Linked DNA regions of Homo sapiens: regions 1 and 3 are each linked to region 2. Evidence: chromatin contacts called from ENCODE Hi-C or POLR2A ChIA-PET data. All regions are on one chromosome and are shown on one strand. The core of a region is the stretch at or near the end of the contact, and the rest is flanking DNA. Distances in the headings are between cores, read along the strand shown.

Region 1 (3,335 bases), core at 438-2,937, 240 kb after region 2:
CTTGAGACATAGCGTAGCAGTCAGGCGCAGGTTCTAGCACTGGCTGCATGGGTTTGCACCCAGGCTCTGCCAGTTACTAATTCTATGAGCTTGGTCAACTTACCAACCTCTCTGTGCCTCAGTTTCCTCATTTATAAATGGTACCCACTTCAAGAGGTTGTTGAAAAGATTATATGAATACATGTAAATCACAGTTAGTACAGTGTCTGGCTACTGGGTCTGTAAATGTATTTAAGATTGTCTTTCATGCAATTTACCTAACAAATGTGCACATGTACCCTACACCTAAAAGTCAAAAGAATTTAAATTTAAATTTAAAAAAGATTATTGTCTTGATGGCAAAGCAGGCATCTAGCAGGTAAAGAAGGATACAGGAAAGGTGTAAAGCAGAAAGCAGGAACAGCACGAACAAAGGCAAGGAGACGGAAGCGTGGGCCGTGGTTTGGCATGGCTGCTACAGGGGAGTGTGTGGTGAGAATTAAGCCAGAAGGGTGAGCAAAGCCCAGGTCTCGCCAGGCTGCGCACACCTTGGAGGTTGTGGACTTGATTCTGGAGTTGATAGCGAGCTCCTCCGCCTTTTTGTAATGATCGGATTGGGCCGTTGTATTAGGATTGTATCAGATTTGGGGACTGCATCATGCAGCTGGCTCAGGAGCTAGGAACTCACTACTACAGAAAAGAGAGAAAGAGGCCCTAAACTAACACAGGGCCGCAGGAATGCAGAGGCAGCAAGGACTGCGGCCTAGAGATGACTAGATATGGGCACGGGCAGGACACAGGGTGGCCTGGGTGAACCACTGAGCCACAAACCAGGACCGGGGAGACTGCAGCATGAGCAGGTTTGGGGCTGGAGAAGAGAGACAATAAAATAATAGGTGCTAGGCCAAGATCTAGGAACTTTATATGAATTATTTCATTTAAATCCCACATGGGGGGACCTTTGAGAAGGGCACAGCTATTATCCATATCTATAGATGAGAAAACTGAAGCGTAGTGTGATTGAAAACCCTGTAAGAATCAGAGCTGTGATGTGGTTTTCAGAGCCTGCATCCTCATTTCTGGGCCCCACGCTGACTTGGAGACACCTGAGGGCAGAGGCTGGGCATCTGGGGCTGGGCAGAGGCTGGGCATCTGGGGCTAGGCAGAGAGGCCTGGGCTGGAAGCTCTCTGTCGAGCCACAGGAGAGATAAGACTGAGATTGGCAGGGAGTGTGAGAGAGTGAGGAAGAAGGCAAGGCCGGACCACGAAGAAAGGGGCTGTCACAGAGGGTGATGGGTAGGCAGAAGTCCAGCCAGCCAGGAACCCATCCCAACCCCGGGATCCAGCAGGAGCCTTCCTCAGCCCTCTCCCCAGCCCACAGGGAAGGAGTCCAGCCCTAAAACTTGGCCTTTTGCCTACCTGCCCTGCCCACAGAGCACACACAGGCGGCCTGGCCCTCCTCCCGCGCCTAGAGCTGGTTGCACAACCACCTGAGCTGGTGAGGCAAGGATAGCGTTCCCTTCCTCCCCAAGAGGAGTCCAGAGGCAAGGGTTAAAAGGATTAGGCTCAGCTTTGGGAAACAAAACCAACTCTAAGTGGAAAAACACCAGCCCTCGCTGGGCTATTGTGAGGCGCAGTCATGGTTCCCAGTCCATATGTGGACAGGGCCTAGGATCTGTTGACAAAAGTGACTCAGGCGTTTACCTCAGGCCCAACGCCCGCTGGCCCAGGTCCCGTCTGGGTGTGTCATTGGCTCAAGTGAGGTCCCATGAATACACACACACACACACACACACACACACACACACACACACACACTCTGGAGCCAACTCTCTGAGTTACCCAATCCCAGCCAATTCACCTGAAGCACCTGGCATTTCTTTCATCACCCAACAGGTCATTGTGCTGAGCTGTCAGTGCAGAGGAGGCTTAGCTGGCTCCATCATTCACATCACAAGCTTCATAAATTCCTGAGGAGAGTGCCAAAGGCCGAGATTGCTGCAGCACTTTCACTGGGGGAAGAGGAGAGGCTAAGCAGGCAGGTGGTCAGGGAGAGCCAACAGAGGGAGAAATTCCAGCCTCCGCTTACTCCCCCTCTGTCACTTGGTTCCACCACATGTAGCGGCAGTGTCTGGCCCCAGTGTGCTGAGAGAAAAAAGAGAAAACACACACAGAGAAGTGGGGATCACAGAACATGGAATGTGTGTCCTCAAGGGCCCTTCCAGACCTTTAATTAGTGTGGCTCTCTCATTTACAGATGAAGAAACCATTTGTCAGACATTCAGCGGGTGAAGGACAAACAAGAGACAGAATCCAGGGCCTTCAACGTCCTCTCAGTGCTCTTGCCCCTACATCACACAGACTCCAGACAAGCAGGACTGGAAGAGGCTAAGATGACCACGAGCCTGACCCCACACCTGCTACTGGAGAGACCCACAGCCTCCTCATCTGGGCTCTTCTGGCCACATGGCACAGCCTGGTGGGGTAGGTTTTACTCATTGTGGCATCTCTGGTACCTGGGGCACAGTAGGTTCTCAGAAAATGTTGCATGAGTTAATCTAATGGAATACCAGTTTATCCCATATGGAAGTATGCTAGCCGCTTTTTTGGAAGCCACGAGAAATTTAAAGCAGACTTTAAAAAAAAAAATCATGTATCACTTCGCTTCAGCCTGACAAGATTTTTTCTGGCTGGACAAGAATTCTTGACAAACCTGCATTTAGGCAGGTAAGTTCCCCTTGTGGCATACCTGAATTGCTCTCTCTCTCTCCCGCAAGCAGGTGCCCAGGAAGCAGGAGATGGAGGTAGGTGAGACAAGGCTTTCCCAGCTAGCCGTGGTGGTGGGAACACCATGATCAGCTTCCCCACGACATACCCAGCAAACAGGAATCTTAATGAAACTACCAGAGCTGCCCGAGGCACATGCCCTGCTCCTCTCATCTTTGGCACAGCTGAGCATGTGTTGGCCAATAGCCTATGCTGTACCCAGAACGGGTGCCCAGGATCAAGTGGAACCTTCCTGGTCAGCTGGGAAGACAAATGCTGAGAACGTTTCTTTACCAAACATTCCTGAGTACCTCTTCAGGGCCAGCCCTGATCCAGGCCCTGAGGATACAGATGTGAAGGTATATAGGCCTGCTTCTGCTCTCATGGGGCTCAGAACCCTTCTTACTGTTCCAGAAACACAAGGGCAGCTGTGTTGATGTAGCCACGCTGGCCCCATTAGATGAAGTTGGACAGAGGGATGGATGAATGAATGCACGTGGTGAAGAGGGGAGGTTCAGGGCCTTGCTGAAAAAGATGAATATTAAAAAGCAAGTTAAGAGATAACAATGCTTGAGAATCATCAGAGCAAA
Region 2 (3,694 bases), core at 436-2,935:
ACACGGGGAAGCTGAGGCACTCCCCACAGAGGCCACTAAGAGACACAGGGAAGCTGAGGCACACCCCACAGAGGCCACTGAGAGACACGGGGAAGCTGAGCTTCATCCCCACAGAGGCCACTGAGAGACACGGGGAAGCTGAGGCACTCCCCACAGAGGCCACTAAGAGACACAGGGAAGCTGAGGCACACCCCACAGAGGCCACTGAGAGACACGGGGAAGCTGAGCTTCATCCCCACAGAGGCCACTGAGAGACACAGGGAAGCTGAGGCACACCCCACAGAGGCCACTGAGAGACACGGGGAAGCTGAGGCACACCCCAAAGAGGCCACTGAGAGACATGGGGAAGCTGAGGCGTACCCCACAGAGGCCACGGGAAAGGTGAGGTGCACACCACAGAGGCCACTGAGAGACATGGGGAAGCTGAGGCACACCCCACGGAGGCCACTGAGAGACACAGGGAAGCTGAGGTGCACCCCACAGAGGCCACGGGAAAGGTGAGGTGCACCCCACAGAGGCCACTGAGAGACACAGGGAAGCTGAGGCGCACCCCACAGAGGCCACTGAGAGACACGGGGAAGCTGAGGTGCACCCCACAGAGGTTGTGGTGAGGTGGCTTCTATTCAGGGGGCAGATTGCCATCACAAGACAGGATTTCCTTGGGCTTAAGGTATCAAATAACTTGAGGACATGTGAGATGCCTTCCTAGCAGAGCTGGGAAAGAAAGGGCTTTGACAGAGGGAAGAGGGAAAACTGGTTTAGATCCCGACATTGGGAAAAAACCTCCAAGTTACTGGATCACAAGCAGCCAGGGACAATGTGCAGTTGTTGGTCCTGGGTCTTTGACAGACTCCAGGTCAAAGGCAAGACACCGTGAGAAGGGAAAGGATCAAGTCTGTGAGCAAACACCATCAGCCTTGCAATTTGATGGTGGCCTCAAGGAGACATTGGGCGTGTGTTTAAACAAGCAAGGAAGGCAGCTGTACAAGTGCCCTAATCTGGTAAAACTGAATACCTCCAAGGTGACTCAGTCAAGTGCCTGAAGCCCCTGAGGGAGCTCCAGGTTTCCTCTGTCGTGTGTTACCTCCACTTGCTTCCAAGCCATGCCCTTTTGGCATCATACTAGAATGACACCAGTCTCCAGAAACCTGAATTACCCCACTCCTCAGCTGGCCATACTGAATCTGGGTGACCCGGGGCGGGGGGTGCCCTGCCTGTCTGATACAAGGAGGACCTGGTTTTGTCAGGTGGTTGGTGCTGGAGGTGAGGCTGGGAGAGGTCATGTCACTTACAAGAGCCAGGATGCAGTGGCATATTTTTGCAGAGCTCCTGACCCTCTCCACTCTCACTACAAGGACAGAGCCCCTTCGTGGAAGAACCTGCCAGGCACAACAAGGCTGTACTCTGCCCAGGCTGGCTCGCTAGAGGCTGGGGACCCCTGGGTCACCACCACAGAGGCCGAGGATGCAACAGCACAACAGCTTTCAGGCCTGACTTCCATTCCTGCACAGGAAGCCTCGCCCCTCTGAAGCTATCACCAAGGAGATTGTCCAGATTCATAGCTGGAATTTGGCCTCTGGTCAGGTTCCATCACATACCTCAGTTGGCTTCTATTCCCCCCAGGCTTTTGCCTTCTTGAGATGTCTGCTAAGCTGAGATTTCTGCTCCCCCGGCTCCTAAGCCTCCCTTGTCTAACCCCTGCCCTGACTCACCAGCTGTCACTAGTCCAACTGGGTTTCCTGACTACAGGCCAACATCCCTTTGTACTAACCCCCACCCAGTGCAGTTTTCAGTGGCCTCTGCTTCAGCGTGGAGACTTTCCTGTCTTTCGTTCTCTCAGCTCTCTTACGTACTCTCCCTCCTCCACTTTCCCTTTTGTATTCCTCTTGTTCACCCTCTGTCCACCCACATAATGAACTGAGTTTGTGCAAGTGATGTGCCATCAACACCAAACCAAAGACTTTGCACCATCATGTACTCAAGTCAATTTTCCGGGGGTGGCTTGCTTCAGAGCAAGGACACACAGTGGGGGGCTGTTTGGTGGCAAATACTCCAGCACTGAGGGGTTGGGGAGACAGGAAAGCCAGCAAGGCTGGAGCCAAAGCCTTCGATGCTGGAGAAAATCTCCAACCCTAGAATTCACTGGTCTATCCCATTGGGGATTTCATCCCAAGATGATGGCCTTGTCTAATTGCCAATAACAGTAGCACATTTCGCTTTTGTGTTACTGATGGGCTTGCCTTCTCTGGGGACTGGAGGGGCAGAGCGATGTGTTTGGTGTGGTTGAAGGGCATCATCTGACCTTGCAGATCTTGGGGATGTTCTGCTCACTCCTGGCTTCTCCGCTGTGTACCCATTCCTTCCCCTCAAAAGCGTTCAGCTCTGAGACTCTGGCTCCCAGGGCTTCAGCACTGGAATGGGGGGAAGCCAGCGTAGGAGGGAGAGATTTGCCTCCCCAGAAACCTAGTTGTCCTCAGTGAAAGCCAGAGGCAATGAGGGAAATGCTGGCCAAGTAAACTTCTCTTTGTGTACATGTTCTCTTTTTTCAAGTTTGCTTCAGTGTGAATGTCCCTCTTTAAGGTAAGGCCTCCAGAGTGGGGAGTCTCTCCAGGTAGGTGAGCCCTCAGGCCCGGTGACATAGAGGCCCCTCTCAACCTCATGATCCGTTTCCATCCAGCCATCCGCGCTGCATGGCGGGACCCCCGAGGGAGGCCTCTCCTGCATGCTCCTGCATGACTGGGCTGTGCTGAGAGAAAACCTGGGAAGTGGGCTCGAGACCCGCACACTTCACCAACTTAGCGACCTGAGGAGGAGCCCTGTTGAACAGGCAGCCCCTTCCCCTGAAGCCAGCCCACCTGCCTAGGGACCACCTGATAACATGGGTTGTGATGATGGAGGCCAGTCATGACACCATCCTCATCCTCTGTTCTGGCAGAGCTGGGGCAGGAGCAAGGCTGAGTTCTGCAGCCCCTCACGAGGACATCCCCCTGGACTGTGTCCACCACATCCAAGCGGCTTACCATCCAAGAGGCTACAAGAGCCCTCCAAGAGCCAGGACTCTGATCCAGGGCTGGAGGGCATGGGAAAAGTCCAGAAACCTGTTTTTGGTGGTTGACCCAGCGGGTGGCATGGTACAGTGGACAGGATACTGGCTTTGACTTCTGAGAGACTTGGGTTGGAAGAAAATTGCTCTCACAGGAAAGCCATGTGACACTCAGAATTCACCTCACCCCTGGACCTCTGGCTTCCTTGAGCCTCCTTATCTGTAAAATTGGGATACTATGATAATTCTTCACTCATGGAATTATTAACAGGAATAGCTGGGTACTGTGGTTCATACCTATAATTCCAGCACTTTGGGAGGCCAAGGCAGGCAGATCACTTGCACTCAGGAGTTCGAGACAAGCCTGGGCAACACGGTAAAACCCTGTCTCTACAAAAAATGCAAAAAGTAGCCAGGCGTGGTGGCATGCACTTGTAGTCCCAGCTACTTGGGAGGCTGGGGTGGGAGGATCGCTTGAGCTCAGGAGGTTGAGGCTGTAGTGAGCCATGTTCATGCCACTGCACTCCAGCCTGGGAGACAAAGGGAGATCCTGTCTCAAAAAGAATTATAAACAGGAATAGAATAAGTCTAAGCTACTTTGTGCACTGTAGATTCTCAATGAATTTTAATTCCTCTCTCTCCATTCACCAC
Region 3 (3,772 bases), core at 611-3,110, 220 kb after region 2:
AAGCCGGCTGCTCGGGCCCTCATTTGAGTCCTACCTGCTGCCCGAACTGACCAGATATGACTGTGAGGTGAACGTGCCCGTGCTGGGAAGCTCCACGCTCCTGCAAGGAGGGGACCTCCTCAGAGCCCTGGACCAGGCCACCTGAGCCAGGCCTTCTACCTGGGCAGCACCTCTGCCGACGCCGTCCCACCAGCTTCACTCTCTCCGTCTGTTTTTGCAACTAGGTATTTCTAACGCCAGCACACTATTTACAAGATGGACTTACCTGGCAGACTTGCCCAGGTCACCAAGCAGTGGCCTTTTTCTGAGATGCTCACTTTATTATCCCTATTTTTAAAGTACACAATTGTTTTACCTGTTCTGAAATGTTCTTAAATTTTGTAGGATTTTTTTCCTCCCCACCTTCAATGACTTCTAATTTATATTATCCATAGGTTTCTCTCCCTCCTTCTCCTTCTCACACACAACTGTCCATACTAACAAGTTTGGTGCATGTCTGTTCTTCTGTAGGGAGAAGCTTTAGCTTCATTTTACTAAAAAGATTCCTCGTTATTGTTGTTGCCAAAGAGAAACAAAAATGATTTTGCTTTCCAAGCTTGGTTTGTGGCGTCTCCCTCGCAGAGCCCTTCTCGTTTCTTTTTTAAACTAATCACCATATTGTAAATTTCAGGGTTTTTTTTTTTTTGTTTAAGCTGACTCTTTGCTCTAATTTTGGAAAAAAAGAAATGTGAAGGGTCAACTCCAACGTATGTGGTTATCTGTGAAAGTTGCACAGCGTGGCTTTTCCTAAACTGGTGTTTTTCCCCCGCATTTGGTGGATTTTTTATTATTATTCAAAAACATAACTGAGTTTTTTAAAAGAGGAGAAAATTTATATCTGGGTTAAGTGTTTATCATATATATGGGTACTTTGTAATATCTAAAAACTTAGAAACGGAAATGGAATCCTGCTCACAAAATCACTTTAAGATCTTTTCGAAGCTGTTAATTTTTCTTAGTGTTGTGGACACTGCAGACTTGTCCAGTGCTCCCACGGCCTGTACGGACACTGTGGAAGGCCTCCCTCTGTCGGCTTTTTGCCATCTGTGATATGCCATAGGTGTGACAATCCGAGCAGTGGAGTCATTCAGCGGGAGCACTGCGCGCTATCCCCTCACATTCTCTATGTACTATGTATGTATGTATTATTATTATTGCTGCCAAGAGGGTCTGATGGCACGTTGTGGGGTCGGGGGGTGGGGCGGGGAAGTGCTCTAACTTTTCTTAAGGTTTTGTTGCTAGCCCTTCAAGTGCACTGAGCTATGTGACTCGGATGGTCTTTCACACGGCACATTTGGACATTTCCAGAACTACCATGAGATGGTTTAGACGGGAATTCATGCAAATGAGGGGTCAAAAATGGTATAGTGACCCCGTCCACGTCCTCCAAGCTCACGACCTTGGAGCCCCGTGGAGCTGGACTGAGGAGGAGGCTGCACAGCGGGAGAGCAGCTGGTCCAGACCAGCCCTGCAGCCCCCACTCAGCCGGCAGCCAGATGGCCCCGCAAGGCCTCCAGGGATGGCCCCTAGCCACAGGCCCTGGCTGAGGTCTCTGGGTCGGTCAGTGACATGTAGGTAGGAAGCACTGAAAATAGTGTTCCCAGAGCACTTTGCAACTCCCTGGGTAAGAGGGACGACACCTCTGGTTTTTCAATACCAATTACATGGAACTTTTCTGTAATGGGTACAATGAAGAAGTTTCTAAAAACACACACAAAGCACATTGGGCCAACTATTTAGTAAGCCCGGATAGACTTATTGCCAAAAACAAAAAATAGCTTTCAAAAGAAATTTAAGTTCTATGAGAAATTCCTTAGTCATGGTGTTGCGTAAATCATATTTTAGCTGCACGGCATTACCCCACACAGGGTGGCAGAACTTGAAGGGTTACTGACGTGTAAATGCTGGTATTTGATTTCCTGTGTGTGTTGCCCTGGCATTAAGGGCATTTTACCCTTGCAGTTTTACTAAAACACTGAAAAATATTCCAAGCTTCATATTAACCCTACCTGTCAACGTAACGATTTCATGAACGTTATTATATTGTCGAATTCCTACTGACAACATTATAACTGTATGGGAGCTTAACTTTATAAGGAAATGTATTTTGACACTGGTATCTTATTAAAGTATTCTGATCCTACCACTGCTGGTGGCTCTTATTTCCTGTGGATTTATCATGGGCTATGCCAATGTAAAGTGAAGTATTAAGTCGTTCATATAAATTGAACATTAGCACAGACCTTTATGAGACTACTGAAGTGAGCTGATAAGACTGGTGAAGGAAAGACTGTGTTAAATACTTGGTAGTTGCCTAAGTCTGAAAATTCATATTGTATCTTCCATATTTCTGCAAGTATTTTTCTATCTATCTATCTATGTGCCTCGGGGCCATTTTTTGTATCCTATGGGGAACCCAAGGAAAGAAGTCATGGTCTCTGCTTTCAGAAAATTACATGAAGTCGTTTGAGAGCCACACTGTTCTGTATATTCACATAGTGCACTTTGGGATGGAGGTCCCGAAGGGAAAGGGGCAGCCTGGGCATTAGGACTTCAATTTGGAGGCGGCTGGGCTGGAGTAGGGTCTTCCCAGGTAGACTGTGATTGGGAAGAGCAGAGATCCCCTCGGCCAGAGACAGAGCACAGTGAAAGCCCAGAACTGGACATGAGCATGATATGTTCCCCAATTCAAATTTCACTTTTCCAGATCATGACCTGCTTGTGAGCAGACCTTTGTCTCCATGGAGAGATGGGGGCAAGGGGAGAGACCGTGCAGCAGCCTGCGCTCTCACTGTCTACCCTAGAACCAGCCATTCCAGCAGCATGTACTTTGCCTAAGCATTTGGTCCATATAGTATGGTCTCACATGTTTGTTAGCTTGTTAGCTCACTGGATCCTAGGTCTAAGCAATGCCATGGGCACCCATTCTACAGCTGAAACTGAGGATCTTATGACTTAAGCAAGTCACAGCTTGTTGATGGGAGAAATGAAACTGAAACCCCTTCCTGGCCAGTGCGTCTCTCCTCTTACACCTTAGACTGATGGCTGGGAGGCTGATTTTATGACAGGACCCTGTTCTCATTTCTAAATAGAAAATTCATGTCTTTATTACTTTAGCCTTTAGACCTCCTTCTGGTTCTTTTGCTTACTCTTCTCTTCCAAATCTTGGGGCCTGGACCTTCAGATTGGAGTTTCTGGGCTCTGCCAGGTTCCTACCCACCTTTGCCTGCCATCTTGGACTTCCTGAAAACATCACCTGTTCTTTTCTGAAGCTTTTCTGTGACTGACACATCTCAGCCCATCCTTCAGGAGCAGAGTTGCCTCTAAGCACTGGCTAATTCAGGATCCAGGCCTGGAAAGGTGCTATCCATCCCAGCCCCCTAACAACTGCAGGGTCCCATGGGGTCCACAGTGCTGTCCTTGGGCCATGATTATACCCTCCTGCTCCTGGGGGTGCTGGGCAGCTCAAAGCTCCTCTTGCTTCCAAGTCCAGCGAGCAAGCCAGAGCAAGCCAGGAACACAACGAAGCCATTGTTCCTGATGGGTCAGAGGAGCTCAGCCTCCAAGCACAAGACACAAGACCCACACAAGCCATCACTGCTTCATGTTTTGCCTCAAGCAATCCAGTGAAGACTGACTTAAATGCTCCCGATTTTGTATTTTCAAAATGTAGGTGACTCAGGAGTAGGTACATGCCTGTGTGACCAGATGTGCAAGGACCAAGGTAGGGGCC

The links. A loop is a pair of places that touch in the nucleus more often than their neighbours do. ChIA-PET counts read pairs that join two places held with the same protein, here RNA polymerase II (POLR2A). Pooled maps may share reads with other maps.
Region 1: a loop to region 2 is called in a map of PC-9, with 13 times the contacts of the local background. The contact joins two enhancer-like sites. A Hi-C loop is called at or near these places in 1 of 168 maps with a recorded cell type or tissue (PC-9) and 1 of 50 pooled maps. POLR2A ChIA-PET finds 5 or more read pairs at or near these places in 2 of 52 experiments (HepG2 and PC-9).
Region 3: a map of endothelial cell of hepatic sinusoid shows a loop between it and region 2 (4-fold over the local background). The contact joins two enhancer-like sites. A Hi-C loop is called at or near these places in 1 of 168 maps with a recorded cell type or tissue (endothelial cell of hepatic sinusoid). POLR2A ChIA-PET finds 5 or more read pairs at or near these places in 1 of 52 experiments (HepG2).

Annotation. Positions count from the first base shown.
Region 1 is chr2:46,407,569-46,410,903 of GRCh38, forward strand. It overlaps LOC124907762 (a long non-coding RNA gene), which reads right to left. Exons shown (of 2, transcript XR_007086306.1): 1 at 1,841-3,335. Among named protein-coding and RNA genes, the nearest start is that of LINC01820, 15 kb to the left of the region's middle. RefSeq lists an enhancer at 1,298-1,872. Within about 2 kb of position 1,688, at least 21 of the 41 ENCODE cell types and tissues checked have a DNase peak (open chromatin) inside an H3K27ac peak, as active enhancers do; they include PC-9, where a contact is called at or near this core.
Region 2 is chr2:46,163,391-46,167,084 of GRCh38, forward strand. The region is part of intron 14 of PRKCE (protein kinase C epsilon); the gene reads left to right. Among named protein-coding and RNA genes, the nearest start is that of EPAS1, 130 kb to the right of the region's middle. Within about 2 kb of position 1,686, at least 17 of the 41 ENCODE cell types and tissues checked have a DNase peak (open chromatin) inside an H3K27ac peak, as active enhancers do; they include PC-9, where a contact is called at or near this core.
Region 3 is chr2:46,384,516-46,388,287 of GRCh38, forward strand. It overlaps EPAS1 (endothelial PAS domain protein 1), which reads left to right. Exons shown (of 16, transcript NM_001430.5): 16 at 1-2,182. The coding sequence ends at 145. Among named protein-coding and RNA genes, the nearest start is that of LINC01820, 7.8 kb to the right of the region's middle. RefSeq lists an enhancer at 1-432. Within about 2 kb of position 1,861, at least 7 of the 41 ENCODE cell types and tissues checked have a DNase peak (open chromatin) inside an H3K27ac peak, as active enhancers do.